Linked DNA regions of Homo sapiens: region 1 is linked to region 2. Evidence: chromatin loops called from intact Hi-C (ENCODE). Cell type or tissue: heart left ventricle. All regions are shown on one strand. Links, peaks and the distances in the headings refer to the core of each region. The heading gives the core; the rest is flanking DNA. Region 1 overlaps PLA2G4C (phospholipase A2 group IVC). Region 2 overlaps CARD8-AS1 (CARD8 antisense RNA 1).

What was found. A loop is a pair of places that touch in the nucleus more often than their neighbours do. Peaks named below come from ENCODE experiments on the same cell type or tissue, not always from the same donor. Only the 100,000 strongest peaks of a DNase experiment are listed, where the experiment ranks them.
Region 1: it touches region 2 in a loop (5-fold over the local background); 50 of 110 quality-filtered maps call a loop at or near these places.

Annotation. Positions count from the first base shown.
Region 1 is chr19:48,102,407-48,109,085 of GRCh38, reverse strand. PLA2G4C (phospholipase A2 group IVC) reads left to right here. Exons shown (of 17, transcript NM_003706.3): 2 at 2,525-2,564; 3 at 3,642-3,753; 4 at 4,362-4,498. The coding sequence starts at 2,557. Among named protein-coding and RNA genes, the nearest start is that of PLA2G4C, 5.1 kb to the left of the region's middle. In heart left ventricle, for the core only: a CTCF peak has its summit at 1,596 (motif pointing left); a DNase peak (open chromatin) is centred at 1,555; H3K4me3 peaks cover 506 bases.
Region 2 is chr19:48,257,305-48,264,344 of GRCh38, reverse strand. CARD8-AS1 (CARD8 antisense RNA 1) reads right to left here. Exons shown (of 2, transcript NR_040599.1): 2 at 6,151-7,040. It overlaps ZNF114-AS1 (ZNF114 antisense RNA 1), which reads left to right. Exons shown (of 3, transcript XR_936008.4): 3 at 1,161-1,445. Among named protein-coding and RNA genes, the nearest start is that of CARD8, 4.9 kb to the right of the region's middle. RefSeq lists a silencer at 4,058-4,238 and an enhancer at 4,211-4,410. In heart left ventricle, for the core only: a CTCF peak has its summit at 3,999 (motif pointing right); DNase peaks (open chromatin) are centred at 4,054 and 4,444; H3K4me3 peaks cover 856 bases; H3K27ac peaks cover 837 bases.

The DNA of each region.
Region 1 (6,679 bases), core at 507-3,006, 150 kb after region 2:
GCTAGATTTTTTTTTCTTATTCTAGTGCAGAGGCCAAAATTACCATGAGAGGAATTTAATTCATAGTTAAACTTTGAGACAAAGAAAACTGACCCCCAGTCCTTGTTGAGAGATTGAAGCCACATTCATTTACTTTTTATTTATTTATTTAGTTTTGAGACAGAGTTTCACTCTTGTTGCCCAGACTGGAGTGCAATGGCATGATCTCTGCTCACTGGCACCTCCACCTCCTGAGTTCAAGTGATTCTCCTCCCTCAGCCTCCTGAGTAGCTGGGATTACAGGCGCCCGCCATCATGCCCAGGTGACTTTTGTACTTTTAGTAGAGATAAGGTTTCACCATGTTGGCCAGGCTGGTCTCCAACTCCTGACCTCAAGTGATCCTCCCACCTCGGCCTCTTAAGGTGCTGGGATTACAGCCATGAGCCACTGTGCCTGGCCTGAAGTCACATTCATAAGACAAGGTTAGAATCATGAAGGTGCTGGAACTTTGCTAAAGAACAGTCGTGGGTTGAAGAATGACCTGCCATCCCTTAGCTTCCTTTTCTATATGTGCTCCAGAGTCACGTAACCAGGGGTCGCATGATTTATAACTTCCCCAGCTACTTCTATAAATAATATCACTGTCGTGAAACACAGAACTCAGCTTTTTAGTGGGGTGTGGTAGCTAACACCTGTAATCCCCACTTCTTGGGAGGCTGAGGCAGGAGGATTGCATGAGCCCGGGAGAATGAGACCAGCCTGGGCAACATAGTGAGACCTCAATCTCTACAAAAAAATTAAAACTTTGCCAGACGTGGTGGTGCATGCCTGTAGTCCCAGCAACCCAGGAGGCCAAGGCAGGAGGATTGCTTGAGCCCAAGAGTTGGAGGCTGCAGTGAGCTATGATTGCGCCACTGTAGGGACCAGCCCTGCAGGGTCTGTGGGTCTTTCTCCCCATGTGCGGAGACGAGAGATCGTAGAAATAAAAACACAAGACAAAGAGATAGAAGAAAAGACAGCTGGGCCTGGGGGACCACTACCACCAAGACGCAGAGACCGATAGTGGCCCCAAATGCCTGGCTGCGCTGTTATTTATTGGATAATAAGGGGCAGAGTAAGGAGTGTGAGTCATCTCCAATGATTGATAAGGTCATGTGAGTCACGTGTCCACTGGACAGGGAGCCCTTCTATGTTAGGTAGCCAAGGCGTAGAGAGAGAGGATAGCTTATGTCATTATTTCTTTTATGTTCTTTTCAGAAAGATCAAAGACTTTAATATTTTAATACTTTCACTAATTCTGCTACTGCTATCTAGAGGGTGCAGCCAGGTATACAGAGTGGAACAGGAAAGTGAAACAGGAGTGTGACCACTGAAGCACAGCATCACAGGGAGATGGTCAGGCCTCTGGATAACTGCGGGCGGGCCTGACATCACTCAGGCCCTCCACAGGAGGCGGTGGAGCAGAGTCTTCCCTAACTCCCCCGGGGAAAGGGAGACTCCCTTTCCTGGTCTCTAGGCACTGACGCAACCGCTAGACCAAGGTCCGCTAGGCAATGGGCATCTTCCCAGACGCTGGCGTTACCCCAAGACCAAGGGGCCCTCTAGTGGCCCTATTCGGGCATGACAGAGGGCTCACACTTGTCTTCTGGTCACTCTTGACCTCAAGTGATCTGACTGCCTCGGCCTCCCAAAGTGCTGGGATTACAGGCATGAGCCACTGCTCCTGGCAATAATGTTTCGTTTTGTTTTTGTTTTAAAAAAAAGAAATTGTCTTTGAGATAGTTTTCAGAGTGAGCATTTTGGCAGACCAAGAGCTACCACCTGGTCCTGAGACCCGCTCCCAGGAACTGACTCAGCTATACAAAGATAGTTTTGGACACACCTGTGATTTCATCCATAGCCGATCAATTGTTCCCTCAGCCCCTTGCCCACCAAAGTTTCCTTAAAAAACCCTAGTCTCAGGTCGGACGCGGTGGCTCGTGCCTGTAATCCCAGCACTTTGGGAGGCCAAGGCGGGTGGATCACCTGAGGTCGGGAGTTCAAGCCCAGCCTGGCCAACATGGAGAAACCCCATCTCTACTAAAAATACAAAAATTAGCCGGGCATGGTGGTGCATGCCTGTAATCCCAGATACTCAGGAGGCTGAGGCAGGAGAATCGCTTGAACCCGGGAGGCGGAGGATGCAGTGAGCCGAGATCATGCCAATGCACTCCAGCCTGGTCAACAAGAGGGAAACTTCATCTAAAGAGAGAGAGACAGACAGAGACAGAGACAGAGGCAGAGAAAGAGAAAGAGCGAGGAAAAACCCTAGCCTCCAAATTTTCAGAGAGACGCGCTTGAAATATTTCTCCCATTCTCCTCGCTTGGCCGCCCCTGAGATTATTAAACTCTCTCTCTTTGCTGCAACACCTGCTGTTCGCATTGGTTTTGTCTGGGCAGTGGACAAGGAGAACCCATGAGCCCGTGACAGTCCCAGCCCTCCCCCACTGTCTTTGCTAAGCCCAACAGTGGGCACAGGACTAAGAAGAGCCATTTCTTTGGCAGGAGGACTGAGAATTTTCTGACCGCAGTGCACCATGGGAAGGTAAGTCCTCTTAGAGCTGACCACTATGGGGAAGCAGAGCATTTGTGTAATGGAATGCATAGTGAGTGTCAAGAGGTGAGGGCTGTGACAGTTCCTCTCGCTTGGTGGAGATAGATGGAAAGAGCTGAAGGTTGGGCATGGTGGCCCATGCCTGTAACCCCAGCACTTTTGGTGGCCGAGGCAAGAAGATCTCTTGAGCCCCAGAGTTCGAGACTAGCCTGGGCAACATGGTGAAACCCTATCTCTACAATAAAAGAAAATATTTTTAAAAATTAGCCAAGCATAGTGGTACACACCTGTAGTCCAAGCTACTTAGGAGGCTGAGACATGAGGATCACTTGAGTCCCGGTGTTCAAGGCTGCAGTAAGCTATGATTGCACCACCGCACTGGTGGTGGGCAACAGAGCAAGACCCTGTCTTATTGTTGAACCGGGGAGGTGGAGGTTGCAGTGAACTGAGATTGCGCCACTGCACTCCAGCCTGGGCAACAGAGCGAGACTCTGTCTCAAAAAAGAGAGAGAGAAAGAGAAAGAAAGAAAGAAAGAAAGAAAGAAAGAAAGAAAGAAAGAAAGAAGGGAGGGAGGGAGGGAGGGAGGGAGGGAGGGAGGGAGGGAGGGAGGGAGGGAGGGAGGGAAAGAAGGAGGGAAGGAAGGAAGGAGGAAGGAAGGAAGGATGGAAGGAAGGGAGGGAGGGAGGGAGGGGAGGGAAGGGGAGGGAGGGAGGGAGGGAGGGAGGTATGTCACCATGTTGGCCAGGCTGGTCTTGAACTCCTGGGCTCAAGTGATCCACCCACCTCACCCTCCCAAAGTGCTGGGATTACAGGTGTGAGCCACCGCGTCTGGCCCCAAAATTAACCATTTTGAAAAGTGAATAATTGACTGGCATTCAATGCATTCACAGTGTTGTACAACCATCACCTCTATCTAGTTTCAGAATATTTTCCTCACCCCAAAAGGAAACCATGTACCCGTGGGCTGGTGGCTACCTGCTTGGACAGCCCAGTTCTAGGTCAAATTCTGTGTTTTATCCCTTTTCCCTGTGAATTTTCTGGACTTCTTTGTGTTTTCTCCTGGGAAGCTCTGAAGTTTCCATAATTCCTGGGCTCCAGAAAGAAGAAAAGGCGGCCGTGGAGAGACGAAGACTTCATGTGCTGAAAGCTCTGAAGAAGCTAAGGATTGAGGCTGATGAGGTAAGTGAGGGGAGGAGGGTGGCCCCAGAGATCCCAGAATCGCCCCCTCTGTGCCCAGTGTCCAGGGCCCAACTCAGCCAGGGAGAGCTGGACCGAAGGATATGAACTTCTATGGGATAGAAATAGAAGGATATGAACTTCTATGGGACAGGCATTGCCCCTGCCTAAGGGAGATCCTAGGTCTCCTCCTTCTCCTCCTCCTCCTTTCTTTTTCTTTTCTTTTCTTTCTTTTTTTTTTTTTTTTTTTTTTGAGACAACGTCTCGCTCTGTCACCCAGGCTGGAATGCAGTGGCATGATCTTGGCTCACTGCAACCTCCACCTCCCAGGTTCAAGCTATTCCCCTGCATCAGCCTGCTGAGCAGCTGGGATTACAGGTGTGTGCCACCACACCCAGCTAATTTTTGTATTTTTAGTAGAGATGGGGTTTTACCACATTGACCAGGTTGGTCTTGAACTCCTGACCTCAAGTGATCCACCTGCCTCGGCCTCCCAATGTGCTGGGATTACAGGCGTGAGCCACGGTGCCCGGCCCCAGGTACCCTTCTTCTTGTTCCCACCTCCATCCTCAGGCTCTAAACCTCTGATCGATTTTCTCCCCAATGCCTAGGCCCCAGTTGTTGCTGTGCTGGGCTCAGGCGGAGGACTGCGGGCTCACATTGCCTGCCTTGGGGTCCTGAGTGAGATGAAAGAACAGGGCCTGTTGGATGCCGTCACGTACCTCGCAGGGGTCTCTGGATCCACTTGGTAAGCATCACTCATGTTTCAGATTGCTTTCTGACACATAAATGGGATTATTTTTTTCCTCCTGACACCAAATGTGTGTGGTTTTTTCCAACGCTGCTTCTCGAGCTCTCTGGTACTAGCTGGGTGTCCTACAATTCTGAGCAATTCTGACGCTGGCTACCTGGAGTTCACATCAGATTCCACAGGTGAAAGGGGCTCAGTCCCAAAAAACTGCTCCCACTTCAGACACGAGTTGCAATTACCTAGCCGCTGGTGCTTCTGACCGACTGGCAATAGTTTGGGGTTTCCCACAGCTTCCGCCTCATGTTCAATAATTTACTGGAATAGCTCACAGAACTCAGGAACACACTTTACTTACAATTGCTGGTGTATTACAAAAGATGGGCCAGGTGTGGTGGCTCACGCCTGTAATCCCAGAACTTTGGGAGGCTGAGGCAGGAAGATCGCTTGAGTCTAGGAGTTTGAGACCCAGGCGGGGCAACATAGCAAGACCCCATCTCTACAAAAAGTGAAAAAATTAGCCAGGCGTGGTGGTGCATGCCTATGGTCCCAGCTACTCAGGAAGTTGAGGCAGGAGGATTGCTTTAGCCTGGGAGGCTGAGGCTGCATTGAGCTACAATCACACCACTGCACACCAGCCTGGGTGACAGAGAGACCCTGTCTCAAAAAAAAAATTTTTTTTTTCTAAAAAAGAAAATTCCAAGGGTTTTAGGAACTCTGCACCAGGAAGCAGGGGAAAACACCAAGTATCTTTCTTTGCTACACAAAGCCATGGACAAAGCATAATAATACTACCTTCTGACATTAAAGGAGGATTTACATGTTCAGGTGCACTTTTCACACTGCAGGTGGATAGAATACAGCCCTTTTAACTTATCAGCCTCTATGATAAAGTATTGCATTAATCCGTGTAGGACTGTCTCATTCAGGAGGCCCCAGATGGCAGGTATGAAACACTCATGTCTGCATGTTTGTTGCCAAGCCCAGGGCAGACATGACTAATCGATCTTGGCACATTTTCAGAGCAGGAGGTAAGGCTAGGCAGAGCAGCAGAGGCTCGAGTGTGAGATAGGCAGGGCAGAGGCATGAATGTTGAGCCTGGCTGGCCTGATTTGTTTTCATTTCTGTGCTCAAAGTTTGATCTGGAGCTGGGTTCTGAGCTGGATGTGGAGGATGAGGTTCCTGGAGGCGACAGCATGAAGAGCAGAGCTGCAGAGCTTGGGAGTGGGAAAGGTCCTGCAGAGTCACACCGGACCCCTCTATTCCTCCAAGGCTCATCTAACATGTTGAGTGACATGGCGTGGGGGTTTAGCTGTACTGCACATTGCAGAACTCCAGGGGGCGCTATTGAGATAGGAACCCCATGATTTCTTCTGGAATCTTTCCGAGACTGCTGTGGTTAAAAAGGCAGGCCTGGCTGGACACAGGGACTCACACCTGTAATCCCAGTACTTTGGGAGGTCGAGGTGGGAGGATCTCTTGAGCCCAGGAGTTCAAGACCAGCCTGGGCAACATAGCAAGACCCCATCTCTACAAACAACAACAACGAAAGCCTTATATTTCAACAGCTTTGGGTTAGTTCCTGGAGCTGTCCTTTGTGGGCTGTTACGAGCCCAGACATACTTCTTTGTGCCTTGGTTTCCTCCGCTGTTGAGCATTGTAAGTGTGGACGATGAAGACTGGGAAAGGATGTGTGTGAGGAGGTCCTTCACAGGAACGCCTGCCTCATGGAGAGGGCGACACACAGAGGAAATGGAAAATTTACATGAAATAAATATAACTGCAGAACGGTCAAGTTCAAAGGAGCACTCAAAATCATCTGGGACAGTCCTTCCATTTCACAGGCAGGAAAATGAGAGCACGATGGGAGAAAGGCCTCATCAGAGTCAAATGTTTTTTGCAGCCAGCATTTATTAAAGGTTTACATGTGACAGCAACAAACTGTGCTGATCTCACAGGGCTGTTTGAGAATTAAATGATGAAACACATGCAAATCGTCCCAACCTGAGCTATCAAGTAGAGCTATGTAACATGAGCCACATCTATTCTATCATTTTAAATTTTCTTTCTTTCTTTTCTTTTCTTTTTTTCTTCTGGAGACACAGTCTTGCTCTTGTCGCCCAGGCTGGAGTGCAGTGGCGCGATCTTGGCTCATTGCAACCTCTACTTCCCAGGTTCAAG
Region 2 (7,040 bases), core at 2,890-5,389:
CACTCTCTTTATATTTTTACTGCATTGAAGTTGAACTTTCAGTCATTTGCCACACAAGAGTTTACACAGATCCAGAGGACATTGCAGATTGCTGCCCTGGGTGATTTAAAAAATTAATCTGGAGATGACATTAGGAGATAGAGCATTGTAGACCTGGATCCATTACTTGCCAGTTAATGGAAATTTACTTTTTTTTTTTTTTTTTTTTGAGACAGAGTCTCACTCTGTCTTCCAGGCTGGAGTGCAGAGGCACGATCTCGGCTCACTGCAACCTCCGCTACCTGGGTTCAACCAATTCTCGTGCCTCAGCTTTCCAAGTAGCTGGGATTACAGGCATGGGCCACCACGCCCGGCTAATTTTGTATTTTTAGTAGAGACGGGGTTTCTCCATATTGGTCAGGCTGGTCTCGTACTCCCAACCTCAGGTTATCCGCCAGCCTCAGCCTCCCAAAGTATTGGGATTATAGGCATGAGCCACCGTGCCCAGCCTGCATTTCATTTAACTTTGCTACACTGTATATGTTGTGTAGGTACTGGACAAATGGGTCCTAATTTTATAATATCTAGTATCTAGATATTAAAGAGTTTGTCAATATAAGACAAAACTAGAGTTAGTAAACTAATATATTTTGTACACTTTGTGTTAAAATTAATTAAAAGGCTATCTTCCGAAAAGGACTTTTGGAAGTGAAATGGTGATTATTTTCCTTGCCTTCCATTCTTCTCTCGTACAACTCTAATCATTTTTCTTGCCTAAATTGTCACCTTGATTTCTTTAAAATACTTGGGTTTAGGGACCGTTGTCTAATCCATTACCTTCACCGGCTCTGCTATGACATTTTTTAAAGATTAGATTTTTAAAATAATGGCTTTATGGATATATAGTTCACAAACCACACAATTCACCCACTTAAACTATACAATTCAATGTTGTATATATAGTATAGTTATGAAGTTGTACAACCACCACCACACTCAGTTTTAGGACAGCGTCATCACCTCAAAAAGAAACTCATTAAGTGGCACTCCCCGTTCCCCACAGGCACGCACACCCAGCCACAGGCACCCACGCATCCACCTTCTGTCTCCATAGGTTTACTCATTCTGACGTTTGATTTAATAGGAGTTGTTATGGACTGAATGTATGTGTCCACCCTCAGGTTCACGTGTTGAAATCCTAACTCCAAATATGATGATAGGAGGAGATGGGGCCTTCGGGAGGTGATGAGGTCATGAGGGTGGAATCCTCATGAATGGTCTCAACGCCCTTAGAAAAGAGACCCCAGAGACCTCGCTCCCGCTTTCTACTGTGGGAGAATGCAGCAAGAAGTCAGCCGTCTATGAACAAGGAAGCAGGTCCTCTCCAGGCACTGAATGTACCAGTGCCTTGATCTTGGACTTCCCAGCCTCCAGAACTATGACAATAAATTCTGTTGTTTAAGCTACATGGTCTATGATACTTTTGTTAAAGAAGCCCAAAGTGACTAAGACAGGCATCAAACAATATATTGTCCTTTGTGATGGATCCTTTCACTTTGCATAATGTTTTCAAGGTCTATCCATTTTATACCACATAACAGCACCTCCTTTGCTTTCATGGCTGAATAATATTCCACCGTATGGAGACACCACGTATTCTCTGTCCATTCAGCAGACGATAGACATTTGGGTGAGTTCCACTTTGGGGCTGTTATGAAAAATGATACTGTGAATATTCAGGTACGAATTTCCATGTGGACAGATTATTTCCTTCTCTTGGGTGCATACTTAGGAGTGGAGTTGCTGGGTCATATGGTAACTCTATGTTTACCCTTCAAGGAACTGCCAGACTGTTTTCCAAAGCGCCAATTTCCATTCCCACCAGCAGTGTAGGAGGGGGCCAGCTTCTCCATATCCTCACCTATAATTGTTATTATGGGCCTTTTAAAAATGGCCATTCTAGTACGTGTAAAGTGATATCTTATTGTAATTTTTGAAGATTAATTTTTATATAGTGGTAAAAATAGATATTATTAATAGCATTGTAGACACTTTGGATAACAGAAAAGAAAATTAGTGAATTACAAATTGCTCAAAATCCAAACACCCATAAATAATCCATCTTAACTTTTTGACTATTTGGTTTTATTAAATATATTAAAATGGGGTGACCGGGCACGGTGGCTCAGGCCTGTAATCTCAGCATGTTGGGAGGCTGAGGCAGGTGGATAGCCTGAGCCCGGGAGTTCCAGACTTGCCTGGTCAGCATGGCGAAACCCCATCTCTACTAAAAATACAAAAATTAGCCGGGCATGGTGGTGCACGCCTGTAATTCCAGCTACTCCAGAGGCTGAGATAGGAGAATTGCTTGAACCCAGGAGGCGGAGGTTGCAGTGAGCTGAGATCTTGCCACTGCACTCCAGCCTGGGTGACAGAGTGAGACTCTGTCTTCAGAACAAAAAATAAATAAAAAAAATAGTGTAATACTCTGCCTATTTTTTAAAACGAACTATTTGTATCCAAGGAATGCAACTTAATTTTAATAAATCAAATTGTGTTTAACACTCACCATCATACAGCACTCCACTGTCTCACCATCCTCTCTCTGCAATATTGTTTCAAGCATCTTTAAACAGACAAGTAGGTTTACCATTTCTGGTTGCAGGGAACTAGTGGGTGCACCTCTGAATCACCCACAAGTTGATCTTATCCATAGATCAAGTCTTAACACCATCTTGGAACAAAGCCCTACAATTTTGTTTGTGCGATTACAGTGTGTCCAGCATAGTGTGGCCTCAGACTCTGTGCTGTTTATTTAAGATGCTGAAAAAAAATGCGTGACCAGATCAGTTTCCATACTGAGTTGAGCTCTTCACAATTACTATTAGAGATTTACAGATCAAAACAAGAATTCTGGGCAGATACATCAGGCTCTTGCTGTGACATTGCACGTAATTCTGTCAGTAGACAAGGCTAGAGAGGGTATACTTTTATATTATATTACCACATAAAACAAGCTGTAATTATATCTCTGCTACTGAGCAATGCAAAACCAACTCCTAATAAGCACCATATTAAGACTAACAGTAAAGCTGCTGAATGAAATTCACAATTTCTTTTGTGGTAGTTTTTGTTCTTTGTTTGCATCTCACTATTGTTATATAGTCACGTCATTTTGAAGTTCTTCACAACTTAAGAAGAAAGTGTAACAATTGAATTAATTATTCAAAGTTCACTTTGGTTGCAATATTTTGGTTTGTTTTTATTCTGAGGGAACTGGCCATTTAATATTGGAGAGTTCTAAGTTCTTTTTTGTTTTTTTTAGACGGAGTTTCTCTCTTGTTGCCAAGCTGGAGTGCAATGGCGCGATCTCAGGTTCAAGCAATTCTCCCGTCTCAGCCTCCTGAGTAGCTGGGATTACAGGCATGCGCCACCACACCTGGCTAATTTTGTATTTTTAGTAGAGACAGGGTTTCTCCATGTTGCTCAGGCTGGTCTTGAACTCCCGACCTCAGGTGATCTGCCTGCCTTGGCCTCCCAAAGTTCTGGGATTACAGACGTGAGCCATCGTGCCCAGTCTGAGAGTTCTAAGTTCTTAGAAGGTGGTTGTGTTTACCTACTAAAATTTTATTGGTAGCAATAATCATCTAATGGAAATTCAGAGAAGTGATTTTAAAGATTTGAATTCCAAAACCCTATACAAACGTTTTATTTTACCACCAATGAATTTATCTGCAACACCTGAGTTGTGGGGCGGAAAGCCACCCAGGTGCCGAGGCGAGAGACCGAGGGCACGAGCTGTTCCAGTATAATAAAGAAAATATAGAAAATAAGAATAGTTATACTAGATCTAGATCATAGATATGATTATATATGAATATCATTAATCATTAGTTTGTAGCAATTACCCTTTATTCCAATGTTATAATAATCCTCGCTCTACAATCATAACCTAGGAAAAACCAGGCCATACAGAGATAGGAGCTGAAGGGGCACGGTGAGAAGTGACTAGAAGACGAGAGTGCGAGCCTTCTGTCACACCCAGACATGGCCACTAGAGGGCTCCCTGGTCTAGCGGTAATGCCGGCGTCTGGGAAGGCACCTGTTACTTAGCGGACCTTGGTCTAGCGGTAGCGTCAGTGCCTAGAAAAGGCACCCGTTACTTAGTGGGCCAGGAAAGGGAGTCTCTCTTTCCCCGGGGGAGTTAGAGAAGACTCTGCTCCACCGTCTCTTGTGGAAGGCCTGACATCAGTCAGGCCCGCCCGCAGTTATCCGGAGGCCTAACCGGCTCCCTGTGATGCTGTGCTTCAGCGGTCACGCTCCTGTTTCACTTTCATGTTCCACTCTGTACACCTGGCTCCGCCCTCTAGATAGCAGTAGCAGAATTAGTAAAAGTACTAAAAGTCTCTGAAATGCAGAAATAATGGCATAAGCTGTCTCCTCTCTCTCTCCACCAGGGCTGCCAAACAGGGAGGGGCCCCCTGTCCGGTGGAAACGTGACTCATGTGACCTTATCAATCATTAGAGATGACTCACACTCCTTACCCTGCCCCTTTTGCCTTGTATCCAATAAATATCAGCACAGCCAGGCATTCGGGGCCACTGCTGGTCTCCGCATCTTGGTGGTAGTGGTCCCCCGGGCCCAGTTGTCTTTTCTTCTATTTCTCTGTCTTGTGTCTTTATTTCTACGATCTCTCGTCTCCGCACAACGGGAGAAAGACCCACAGACCCTGTAGGGCTGGCCCCTACACTGAATGTCTGTTTATTTATATGCATAATAATCAACTCACATGTTCCAACTGAACAAACCAAATATTTCTATCCAATTTTCAATAAAAATATAAAAATCTACATATTTCATGTGTTTATGTTTGTTATGTCTCTCACAGCCTGCAACAAATTTAATTTAGCTATCCTCTGAACTACAAGCTTCCCTTTGTTGTAACGAACACTTTTCTTTTACTTAAGTATCGTTATTCCAGAGTTAATATAGTATGCATTCAAATTACTTCTTATTTAGTATTATTTTACCTAGTACCATTATATATTTAATTTTTTCTCATGAAGCCAGGCACAGTGGTTTGTGCCTGTAGTCCCAGCTACTCGGGAGGCTGAAGTGAGAGGATCCCTTGAGCCCAGGAGTTTAAGGTCGCAGTGAGCTATGATGGCACCGCTGCATTCCAGTCTGGGCGACAAAGCAATACCTCATTTCAAGAAACAAAATGGAATCTTTTCCTTATAAGAATCTTAAAGAAGGTGTACATTATCTTGGCTAACTTTCTATAGGATTAAGTGGAAGTTATTGAGACTTGGTCTACAGTCTTCTTTTTTTCATGAGTCAAAAAGCATCTCTCACTTTAGTTACACCTGTATTAGGAGAGTTATGATCAATTACAGCAGTTGTAGTTTCTGAGAACTTGGATAAATACAAACCTGAATTACACAGAATTTATGTAAATCCAGATATTCAAAAATGAGAAATAATGTAATATATGACCAAAGTAATATCAAGACAACATACAATTAAATCACTCAACAATTACTGGGAATATGTATCAAGGCAAGAATTGTAAAATTCTACCTGGTACTTCTGAAATGAACAAGGCAATGAGAAATAACAGTTTATCTTGTCTATTACTGAGTATCAATGAAAGCAATAAGGTGAACGGAAAAGTCCATGCAAACTCCATTTTCAGAATAACGAGGAGACAGATAGAATTCACAGATCCACATGTTTCTCACTGGCTGACAAAACTGTGTTAAGTCAGGGTGAAGCATAGCGGAGGAACAGGGAGGAAGTGCAGAGTGAGAAAACATAAAGAAGTCAGGAAGTGCCAGAAGAGTAATTTCCTGTGAGTAAAGCCTCATACTCGGTGATTTATCGATAGAGTTTGAATACAAGAGCTGTGAGGTCTGGGCAGTTGGAGTGGAGGCTGAGCAGGAGATAAATGTGGTAGAGGCGGTGTGGTTGGGAGATCCTTGAAAACAGAGAAATGCCCTAGTATGGCAGAGTACAGAAATACTACAAAAACTCACTTGTAGAAAGAACATTCTGCATATAATCAGGCATGGAACGGTCCCATGCATTCCATAATAATTAAGAAAAAGATATTGGCAGAGCATTGCTTAAAGGCACTGCAAGAAAATAGGTGAGAAGACCAGTAAGTTTTATTTATTTATTTTATTATTTTATTATTTGTTTTCGAGATGAAGAACAATCAAAGGAAAATGATGGACGGAAATTAACAATCATTCTTGGGCGGGGGGAAAAACTCCACCCACAATTCCTAAGTAAAAAGGGTTACACACATTCTCGGCATAATAAGTCTCTCTCAGGCCAAATGTGTTCATGTGAACACTATGAAGGCATTCCAGCTGAGGTCAGGAAAATACCAAGTATGACCTTCCCTATTTAAGTTAAAATATTGGAAGCTTATTCCAAAATATTGGAATAAATTTGAAATACAGTGATTGAATGGAAGGACATTAAATTATAACTCATTAGACATGTTATTTTACTCTATAGACAAACACAACAAATCACCTGAAATAAGCTATAAAAGATAAACCAGTAAGTTAGAGAAATAATCTTTTTTTTTTTTTGAGATGGAGTCTCCCTCTGTTGCTTAGGCCAGAGTGCAGTGGCGCAGTCTTGGCTCACTGCAACCTCTGCTTCCTGAGTTCTAGTGAGTCTCCTCCTCAGCCTCCCAAGTAGCTGGGATTACAGGCATGTGCCACCATGCCTGGCTAATTTTTTTTGTATTTTTAGTAGAGATGGGGTTTCACCATGTTGGACATGCTGGTCTTGAACTCCTGACCTCAGGTGATCTGCCTGCCTCAGGTTCCCAAGTGCTGGGATTATAGGCTTGAGCCATTGCGCCTGGCCAGAAGAATCTTAATGTACAAAAATGAATAGGTTTTTAATACAACAGACTATCCCAATTCCTTGAAAGAAGAAAATACACCCATTAAAACAGAAACTATGGTGCCTAGAATTAAACTGCACAAAAAACTACATGACCCATATAATTTTTTTATGTTGAAATAATTTTAAACATGCA